2 separate regions of the Homo sapiens genome follow, and region 1 is linked to region 2. Evidence: read pairs that join two places in POLR2A ChIA-PET (ENCODE). Cell type or tissue: GM12878. All regions are shown on one strand.

Region 1 (5,000 bases), 230 kb after region 2:
AAGTAGCAGCCAGATATGAATTCACAGCATAAATGACTGCTCATAGGCTCACGTACTTTAACACGAACAGGCTCCTAAGAATTTAGCAGCTTGGATGCTATCAAGCTTCCTACCATCCTCTAGGAGTTATAAGCTTTTGGCCAAATATTAAAGTATTGTCACAGATACTTTCTATAGAAAGTGTTTACAAGCATCACTGGTGTGTTACTTAAGGAGCAGCAAGACAACCCATGGGTTTATTTTATATTTTAACCCCACCCTTATAGTTGCTATTTCTACTAATTTAAAGATAAACTTTTGTGCACAGTCAAAATAATCACAAACGCATGTTGCAATCTGTATCTACCTTTCAGGTATTTCTTCCTAAATACTGAAAGTTATAACTAAAAGTATAAAAAATTAAAAAACAGAGATACCACTTTCAAGCCATTTTGTCCCTCCTGCTGATTACTCACTCTAAATAGTCAACAATATTTATAATAATTTATAAAGCCCCAGGAGTTACTACCTGAATTACTATGACCAATTAGTGTGGATAGGCAGGAGGAAGAAAAGGGACAAAACCGTTGTGGTACATTTCAACTGAGAGAATTAGGGAAGAATCAGCTATAATATCTGAAAGGTAAGCTCATTCATATATAGACATATAACCTCAGATTGCAAGTTTTGGCTGAGAATAAGAGTTCATCTTTAAAATGGTTAGTCATTACACAATAAAATAGGAGCATTAGTATTTCAACCAAAGGGATCATGTGAATGCTCATTTTATCCAAAGCACAATATAGACTGTCCCAAACTACATTGTGCTCAAACAGTGAATGTTTTTGCTGTTTTCTTTCATTTTAACATTTCACACTCTTCAAGAAAATTTTGCCATTTCAACTAAAGTACTACATTTGCAGAACATTCCTTAAAAACTTTCAAAATAAAAACAAGGCCAAAGCAAAATTCTAAAATTACAAATTTGATGCTATTAAAATGTTTCATAATCAGCAGTAAATAGTGATGCTTTCTAACCTGTTCACTTTTAAAAACATATCTATTTATTATGTCTAGGTCTGAGAAATATGTAAAAAAAAGAGAGTTGTCCAAATGCCTGAAGTTCTTAATTAGCTTTTAAAAACATACTACCCTAAGCATTTTCTTTAATTTTATAGGCACAAAATCAGATTGTCAAGACTCAGTAAGTCAAAGCAATGCACTGCTTACAATATATCCTCTTGCCAAAAATCAATTAAAAAGCCTTTAAAACACTAAGAAACAAAACCCACCATAAATATAGTTACAAATAAAAATCTTAAAGATAACTTCATCTTATTTAACCAAACTTTTTTACATTTTTAATGGAAAGACACTGTCCTTTCTTTTTTATTTACTTCTTCCTATTTGATACTGTTACCTAAAATTACTATTTACTAACCTGTATTTTCTACAACTGTATAAAGGTAGCATAAGCTTGATGAAGATACAATTCATATTTCATCTTTCTGCCAAGGGGGTTGAAGCAGGGAGCCCAATAAATGCTTTGCCCAGGTTAGGTCAAAGGAATACATCTGTTACTATAATATCCTAAAATCCAATCTCTCCCAGACATAAAGACTTTGCCTATGAAACTAAAACAAAAAAAATTTACATTCCTTTGAAAAAATGTTATTTGGGGCCAGGCAAAGTGGCCCTCGCCTGTAATCCCAACATTTTGGGGAGGCCAAGGCGGGAGGGCCAGGAGTTCAAGATCAGCCTGAGCAACACAGGGAGACCCCACTTCTATAAAAAAATTGGTAAGTTAGCGAGGCATGGTGACACGCACCTGTAGCCCTAGCTACTCAGAAAGTTGAGGCAGAAATGTCACTTAAGCCCAGGAGTTTGAGGTTACAGTGAGCTATAATCACACCACTGCACTCCAGCCTGGGCAACAGAGGTCCTGTCTCTTCAAAGAATTTTTTTTCTTTTTTTTTTTAGTATTTTTGCTCAAAAATCTGAAGTGACAGTCAAATCTGAAAGCCAATGATAAATCACTACAATCCAAACATTCTGAAGAATTATACTTTTGCCTTACATCTCCAAACTTGAGAAATCCACTGCTGAGTTATGAAGATGAGGGACAGATAACAGCAAAGACTAAATGAAAAAATAAATGCATGAAATGATCCCTATGGTAGAAATTTCTACTGAGCCCTTAGAAATACTTATTTTATGCATTGAATTCCCCTTTCCCCTCCCACCGCCCATGAAACAAAAACAATTGATGAACAGAATTCAGTTAAAGGGAATCAAAAGGGTAGACCTTGTGGAGGCCTGCCGTCAAAGCCTAGCTGTGTCAGTTGCACAGGAAGACACCCCTTTTCTTCCTATTACAAGCAATCAACATAATGGAACATTATGATTAATATCAGGTAGTGTTAACATCTTTAAAGAAAAAAAAATGATTGCATAAAAGCCAAATGTCATAGTGCATAAATTTAGCACCAAATCATTTGTAATTTATGTAAATTGAAGAATTCTTTACCTGTTGCTTTCTTTCTGTTCCTCTAATCATCTCATTTTTCACAAGACAAATTTGAGTTTTTAAAAATACTGTTGATAAATCAACTTAAACATTAGTAATGTCTGTCAGTATAAAAAGCAAAATTTACCAGGCAAGCAAACAGGCAAACACTGTTATGTTACTTAAGGTTAGCACTTTGAGGAAGTTCTGGACTGTATTTTTGACCTAAAATTTACAAGATGTCAAAACTAATTAATATTTTAAAACTGTTAATTAACAAAGTCTGGTTTCAGAAACAGATGTGAATATGGCTATCTTCTGTTTTAACACAATGTATATCAAGTGGAAACCTTTCGTGTATTAAACAGAATGCCATAGTATTTATTACTTTAAGGCAGTTTAAAGAGAAGCGTGAATCATCAAGCCTAAAACAGACAAAACACATTTTGATCAACCCTTCTGTTCAAACTTAAAAAAGGACCAGAATTATAACATTTTCCATTGTAAATAAAAACTGAGTGCTGTCCCATTAGAAGCCCAATGCCATGGAGTAGGGTTTTAAGCTGTCCACACAACTTGGTGTCAGAGGTGCCTGGCCTGTATTATATTGATTACTTGCCCAAAATAATTCCTTAATGTTATGTTTAATCTCTGAATAACATTCAGAATTTATGCTACTTAGACCTGTATACATATACTAAAAAGAAAAAAACAAAATCAGACAACCAAAAAAGCCACCTTGCATACTAGTCCCATTACAAAACTTCATTCATAATTCTTAGGACTATTTGCAAGAATTAATTATATGCTTAAGACTAAATTTTGAAACAAATTAACAATATAAAATAATTTGAGATAACAAATGCTAATACTAAAAATGAGATACCTTCCTCAAAGTTTATGACTGGAAGAAAAGAAATAACAGATTTTAAAACCACCACTTGCTTACTTTCGTATTCATATTCTGAGAAAATTCCAAAATTGTGTCGACTCTTGTCCAAGCATCAGGATGCTCCTTTAAATGTGTCAGTACTTCTTGAGCCATTCTTTGCTAAAATATTATTAAAAAAAACAAAACTTAAGCTAATGTATTCTTTTGAATCATTCATTAAAATGAAAACTACTGAGCAAGGCACAAATTCTAATTGGACAGAGATTCTATTATTGATGTTCAGAAATACTCAAAAATTAGACCTTACAGAAATAGAAATAAAATTATATAAATATGACTCCCAATTTTTTTTTTTTTTTTTTGAGACAGAGTCTTGGCTCTATCACCCAGGCTGGACTGCAGTGGTGCGATCTCAGCACCCTGCAACCTCTGCCTCCTGGGTTCAAGCGATTCTCCCGCCTCAGCCTCCTGAGTAGCTGGGATTATAGGCAGGTGCCACCACAGCCAGCTAATTTTTGTATTTTTAGTAGAGATGGGGTTTCACCATGTTGGCCAGGCTGGTCTTGAACTCCTGACCTCAGGTGATCTGCCTGCCTTGGCCTCCCAAAGTGCTGAGATTATAGGAGTGAGCCACCATGCCCAGCCAACTCCTAATCTTTAAAGGTGCAAATATTTTACTTATTTGAAACAGTAACATTTTTGGGAGTAAATCTGGTTTATTTTTTAGTCTCAAAACTGAACTGCATTTCAACCAAAGATCTATTCTGAAGCAAATAAGTTCTCAGCACTTAAATCAACCAAAAACAATATAAAAATTCTTATCTAGGCCAGTAGCAGTGTTTCATGCCTGTAATCCCAATACTTTGGGAGACTGAGGCAGGAGGACCACTTGAGGCCAGGGGTTCAAGACCAGCTGGCCAGTCTAGGTGACAGGCAATGTAACGAGGCCATGACTCTCCAAAAAAAAAAAAAAAAGAAAGCTGCACATGGTGGCTTGCACCTATAGTCCTAACTACTCAGGAGACCGAGATGGGAGGATCACTTGAGCCCTGGAAATCAAGGTTGCACCGAGCTATGATGGTGCCACTACACTTCAGCCTGGGTGAAAGAGCAGAGACCCTGTCTCTAGAAAAACAAAAAAAAGCACACCTACTTAGGTAAGTTATGTAATGTAGCAGGACACTCTGCTTTACAAGAGTTACCAAGATCTCTCTAAATACAAAAATACATTTCATGGAAAGACTGCTGAAAACTAGGTCTAATTAAACCACAAATCCCAAATACTTACATACCATTTGAGCTCTTTAAAGAGGGCTCCTAACATTTATTGTAACCATCCTTTCTCCATTCTGAAATTTCACTAATTTCATATATAAAATCTTTGTTTTGGAAACTATTTCCGTTTTTATTTTCATATTTTTAACATGCAACCCAGAAATACTAATCTACGTAGTCATCATCTTGTGCTTGTATCAGATTTTCTTTTAGCATAAAATAACTAAAGTTTATGGAAGTCATCTTTGTGCCTTTCCCTAGTGCCATTTCCTTCCTTTATTCCTTTTTTCTCTCTTTTTTTTTTTTAAAGTTGGAGTCTTGCTCTGTCACCCAGGCTGGAGTGCAATG
Region 2 (5,000 bases):
CCTCAAATAAACTACTTATTATACAAATTTTAAAAACAATCTTTAAGCCAGGAGCAGTGGCTCATGCCTATAATCCCAGCATTTTGGGAGGCTGAGATGGGCAGATCATTTGAAGTCAGGAGTTATAGATCAACTTGGCCAAAACGGTGAAACCCTGTCTCTACTAAAAATACAAAAATGAGCCAGGCATGGTGCACACGCCTATGGTCTCAGCTACTGGGGAAGGTTGGGGGAGGAAGGATCACTTGAGCCCTCGTGGTTGTGGTTGCAGTGAGCTGAGACCACACCACTGTACTCCAGCCTGGGTAACAGAGTTATACCTTATCTCAAAAATAAATAAATAAATAAATAAATTAAAACAGTCTTTAATGTTAAAGACTTTACAAAGATACCCAACACACATGTGAGGTGGTGTCCATATGGAAAAAAAATTATCACACAGATATTAAATTTATTTGCCTCATTTTCTCCAATTTGGTCAGTTAATTTGTATAAGCACACAAAACAAACACTGATGCACATCATTTCACCTCTGTGTATTTTCTCTAAACATTACTTTTTGTTACTAAGAACAAAAAACAATATTAAAAGCATACTGTAATATGAAAAAACACTAATATAAAATGTCAATAATTTTAGAAAACATCTTCATCTTACATTTAGCCTCTGATACATTATTCACCCATTATTCACCCTCACTAAATAAACAAATGAACATTAAAATGCAGTGGCACTTTTTACCTACTATATGGGTAAAAACTATATTCAGATTTACTGAGGGTACATCAACAGGCAATCTTCTACACTGTCAATAGGAATGTAAACTGGTAACAGCCTCTAGGAGAGTAAAGAGATTTTGTGGGCTCACCTGCTCATCTGAGATATTCTGGAATGCCATCAACATATTAGGACATGTAGGAAGAAGCATCAGTAGCTCCCAGACCCGCCTAGACAGATTTTCTGCATGAAGATGAAGTTCTTCACATCGTAAGCTCTACACAAATAAGAACAACTACTTTATCAAAACAGATCAGAAAAGAAAAAGTTTTAAGTTCAAATTTTTGCATAAAGTAATGATCAAATTTGCTAATAGTTTTTAGCCTCACTTTTTGAAAAGTGAGAAATGAAACATTTGTTATATGATACATATTTGAGAAAATTAATAGCCAAGCAGTGTTTTTTCAACTTCTTACTGAACATTTTTCTAGAAAAGCTTTCCTCTAAGACTGATCATGTTCCTCATGAAACTTTTCAAATAAAAGTGAAAACATCTGTTTAAAGGCCAGAAAATTCTAACAAATTTCAATATGACAATCATCTATTTCCATTTTGCAGGTCACTATTCTAAGCACAATAAAGACTGGGTGAATTAAATCCTTGAACTTCCATTTAGGAAAAGAGCCTGTTTCTCTTATGTTGCTAATCTAAACCTCATTTTCCAGTCTCAGATGAACAGACGTTAAGAAGAAAGCAAACAATTTTAGAGACCTATTTTTTTCCATTATCATTTGTTAAATCTTGCTAAGTTCCAAAACTTGCTAAGGCAAGAGTAAGCTAAACAACGTTTCAAAAACCACTTAGGAAATAGGCAATTAAACAAAAATTTAAAGTACCACCCTGAGAGGTAAAAAGAGTAAAAACTAAAATTGACAGTTTTGGTATTTTCCACGGAGTATAAATTTATTACTACTGCTACTATCACAGTGATTCTTTGGTATAACATGGTCTAGGGATATTCTATAAGCCTATAAAAAGAAACTTAGTTCTTTTGGTATAATGGCAGAAACATGGTGCACTTTGGTGGCAAGAAAATCTTTATTTTTTTTTTGAGATGGAGTTTCGCTCTTGTAGCCCAGGCTGGAGTGCAATGGCACGATCTCAGCTCACTGCAACCTCCGCCTCCCGGGTTCAAGCAATTCTCCAATGTCAAGGAAATCTTAGAAAGTTTCAAGGTAAATTTGGTCTTTCACAAGCTTGATGAACAAAGAGAAGCAACCCTCGAGTAACACTTGCGCTATACTTGAGGAAATGGCACTCAGTTCTTCAATAAAACAACTCATCATTCCGTTGTAAATAACCATTAAAAAGAGAAATATTGAATTCTATGCAAAAAAGGATTAGAAGGAAAAATATCTTCAAAGTGTGCATAAGTATGTTCTGCAATGACTGAAAGTCTCATGAGACATACACAGTAAAGATACTTTATTTTTACTTTTTTGTGTAACTCTCATCAGGGCCAAACCTATCTTATTCAGCAAAAAATCCCTGTTATCAACCTGCCAAAAATAAGATTCAATAAAATATCTGCAGCTGGGTGCAGTGGCTCCCACCTGTAATCCTAGCACTTTGGGAGGCAGAGGTGGGCGGATCACAAGGTCAGGAGATCAAGACCATGCTGGCTAACAGAGTGAAACCCTGTCTCTACAAAAATACAAAAAAAAAAAAAAAAAAAAAAAACTAGCTGGGCGTGGTGGCGTGCGCCTGTAGTCCCAGCTACTCAGGAGGCTGAGGCAGGAGAATGACTTGAACCTGGGAGGCGGAGGTTGCAGTGAGCCGATAACTTGTCACTGCACTCCAGCCTGGAGGACAGAGTGAGACTCTGTCTCAAAAAAAAAAAAAAAAAAAAAAAAAAAAAAAAAAATCTGCTGAAACAATGAAATGCTTTCCCTTTGGTTTAAGTCTCACTACTCAGACTAACGTAACAGCCTATTAACATAACAGCCCAGGATCTCTTATCACTGGTCCTGGTTTTCTCTACTACATCCTCCACACAAACATCTAAATTTTGTTTCTAAAAGCCCAGAAAAGAGCTCATTTTGCTGCTTAAAACCAGCCATAATGATGGATTAAAAAAAAAAAATCATTTAGGTCCTTTTGCGATACAAGTTACAGTCTACCTTTCTGTCCTAGTATTTAAATTACACTATGCTAGTATTCCCAGGTCCTCAAACATGGCATTTGCTTTCTTATTGAGGAAAATCTGTAATGCTTTTCTCTTCACTCTTAACAGTAGCTGGACCCAATTTGAACAACTCCTCTTTTGAAAAAACCTTCTGCAAATTTTTGTCCCCCTCCTCACATTATTCCCCTAATACATGGAACAGAACACCAGCACTAGGTGAGAAAACAGAGGTTTCATGGGCACCTATTAATGATTATTCTGCTTGAAAAAACAATGGGTATTTCTTGGGAATTTAAGAATGTACCATCACGTGAGAAACTGAGGTATAAGAAACAGAAGGCTCAATGGCAGCCCACTGCATCCATTATCAAACACATCATGGAAACGGGAAGAAGTCACTTAACAATCTTGGGGAAGAAAGAAAAGCATACTAGCCTAACACAGGGAAAACTATCAAAATACCACCATTTTACCTGCCTCTCAATCTCAAAATTGTGATTCACTGCATAAGCTACATGAATACATGAAAAGGTCTTAGAATAAGCCCATTTAAAGGCATTGTTTTAAAAGTTAGTGGATTGAATATGGCTCCTTTAGGTGATATCACACATACTCTTGCCTCTGAATGCCATCTTCAGGCTGGGCACAGCAGCTTATGCCTACGATCCCAGCACTTTAGGAGGCTGAGGTGGGAGGATCGCTTGAAGCCAGGAGTTTGAAACCAACCTGGGCAACATAGAGAGACCATGTCTACAAAATATTAAAAAATTAGCCAGGCACATTGGCATGCACCTGGAGTTCCACCTATTCAGGACGCTGAGGCAGCAGGATCACTTGAACCTGAGAGATCAAGGCTACAACTGAGCTACGATCATACCACTGCACTGCAGCCTGGGTGACACACTGAGACCATGTCTCACAAAAATAAAAATAATAATAAAATAAATGGCATCTTTATAGTGATAACCCACAAACCATTTTTCTAGACTATACCTTTTCCTCTGAGCTCCATACTTATATATCCAAGTGATTACCTGACATCTCTATTTGATGTTCCTCAGGCATCTATCTATCCTTCAGCTCAAATGGAATCCACCCAGTTGCACAGGCCAGAAACCCAGTGCCATTTCTGTCTTCCTTCTCCTCTTCATTCCCTACTCCTAAAACCCAAACCACCACCAAGTGATGTTGTTTTGACCTGTTGTCGATTTATTTCCACTGCTGCCATCCTATTTCAGGGCAACTTGTTCCTGGACTCGTATATCAAATGCTTTACTGACTTTGTTACTTTCTCCAAAGAAACTTATTAGGTATAAAACAAAAATCAGAACATGTGTTTATCCTCTGTTTAAAATCTTTTAATGTTGTCCACTTTGAGTAAAATGGAAATGACTCACGATGACGCAAAAGGTTTACATTATTTCGCTCTGCCTACCTTTCCAATTTCATTCCTCCCATTCTACTCTCCCATCCTCTTCCCCATTCTCCTTTCTAGCTAGCACACGGCACCATGCCCAGCTAATTTTTGTATTTTTAGTAGAGACGGGGTTTCACCATGTTGGTCAGGCTGCTCTTGAACTCCTGACCTCGTGATCTGCCCATCTCAGCCTCCCAAAGTGCTGGGATCACAGGCGTGAGCCACCGCCCCGGCCCAATTTTACTACTCTTAAAAGATTACTGAGGGCCAGGCACGGTGGCTCATGCCTGTAATCCCAGCACTTTGGGAGGCTGACATGGGTGGATCATGAGGTCAGGAGTTCAAGACCAGCCTGACCAACACAGTGAAACCCCATCTCTACTAGAAATGCAAAAATTAGCCAGGTGTGGTTGCACACGCCGGTAATCCCAGCTACTTGGGAGGCTGAGGCAGGAGAATGGCATGAACCCGGGAGGTGGAGCTTGCAGTGAGATGAGATTGCACCACTGCACTCCAGCCTGGTCAACAGAGTGAGATGCCGTCTCAAAAAAAGAAAACAAAAAAAAAATGAACAAAAAAAAAAAAGGAGAGAAAATTATTATATACTTTATAACGTTTTATAAACTATACTTTTATTAAAGTTACTATATCCTCTCAACAGAGACACAAAACAAGATTTGT

Evidence for each region. ChIA-PET counts read pairs that join two places held together with the same protein. Peaks named below come from ENCODE experiments on the same cell type or tissue, not always from the same donor. Only the 100,000 strongest peaks of a DNase experiment are listed, where the experiment ranks them.
Region 1: POLR2A ChIA-PET joins it to region 2 with 6 read pairs; 3 of 35 experiments call an interaction of 5 or more read pairs at or near these places.

Annotation. Positions count from the first base shown.
Region 1 is chr2:61,522,986-61,527,985 of GRCh38, forward strand. XPO1 (exportin 1) reads right to left here. Exons shown (of 25, transcript NM_003400.4): 3 at 3,435-3,536. Among named protein-coding and RNA genes, the nearest start is that of XPO1, 13 kb to the right of the region's middle. In GM12878, no CTCF peak of the experiment used is centred here; no DNase peak of the experiment used is centred here; H3K27ac peaks cover 292 bases.
Region 2 is chr2:61,295,932-61,300,931 of GRCh38, forward strand. It overlaps USP34 (ubiquitin specific peptidase 34), which reads right to left. Exons shown (of 80, transcript NM_014709.4): 30 at 869-994. Among named protein-coding and RNA genes, the nearest start is that of SNORA70B, 120 kb to the right of the region's middle. In GM12878, no CTCF peak of the experiment used is centred here; no DNase peak of the experiment used is centred here.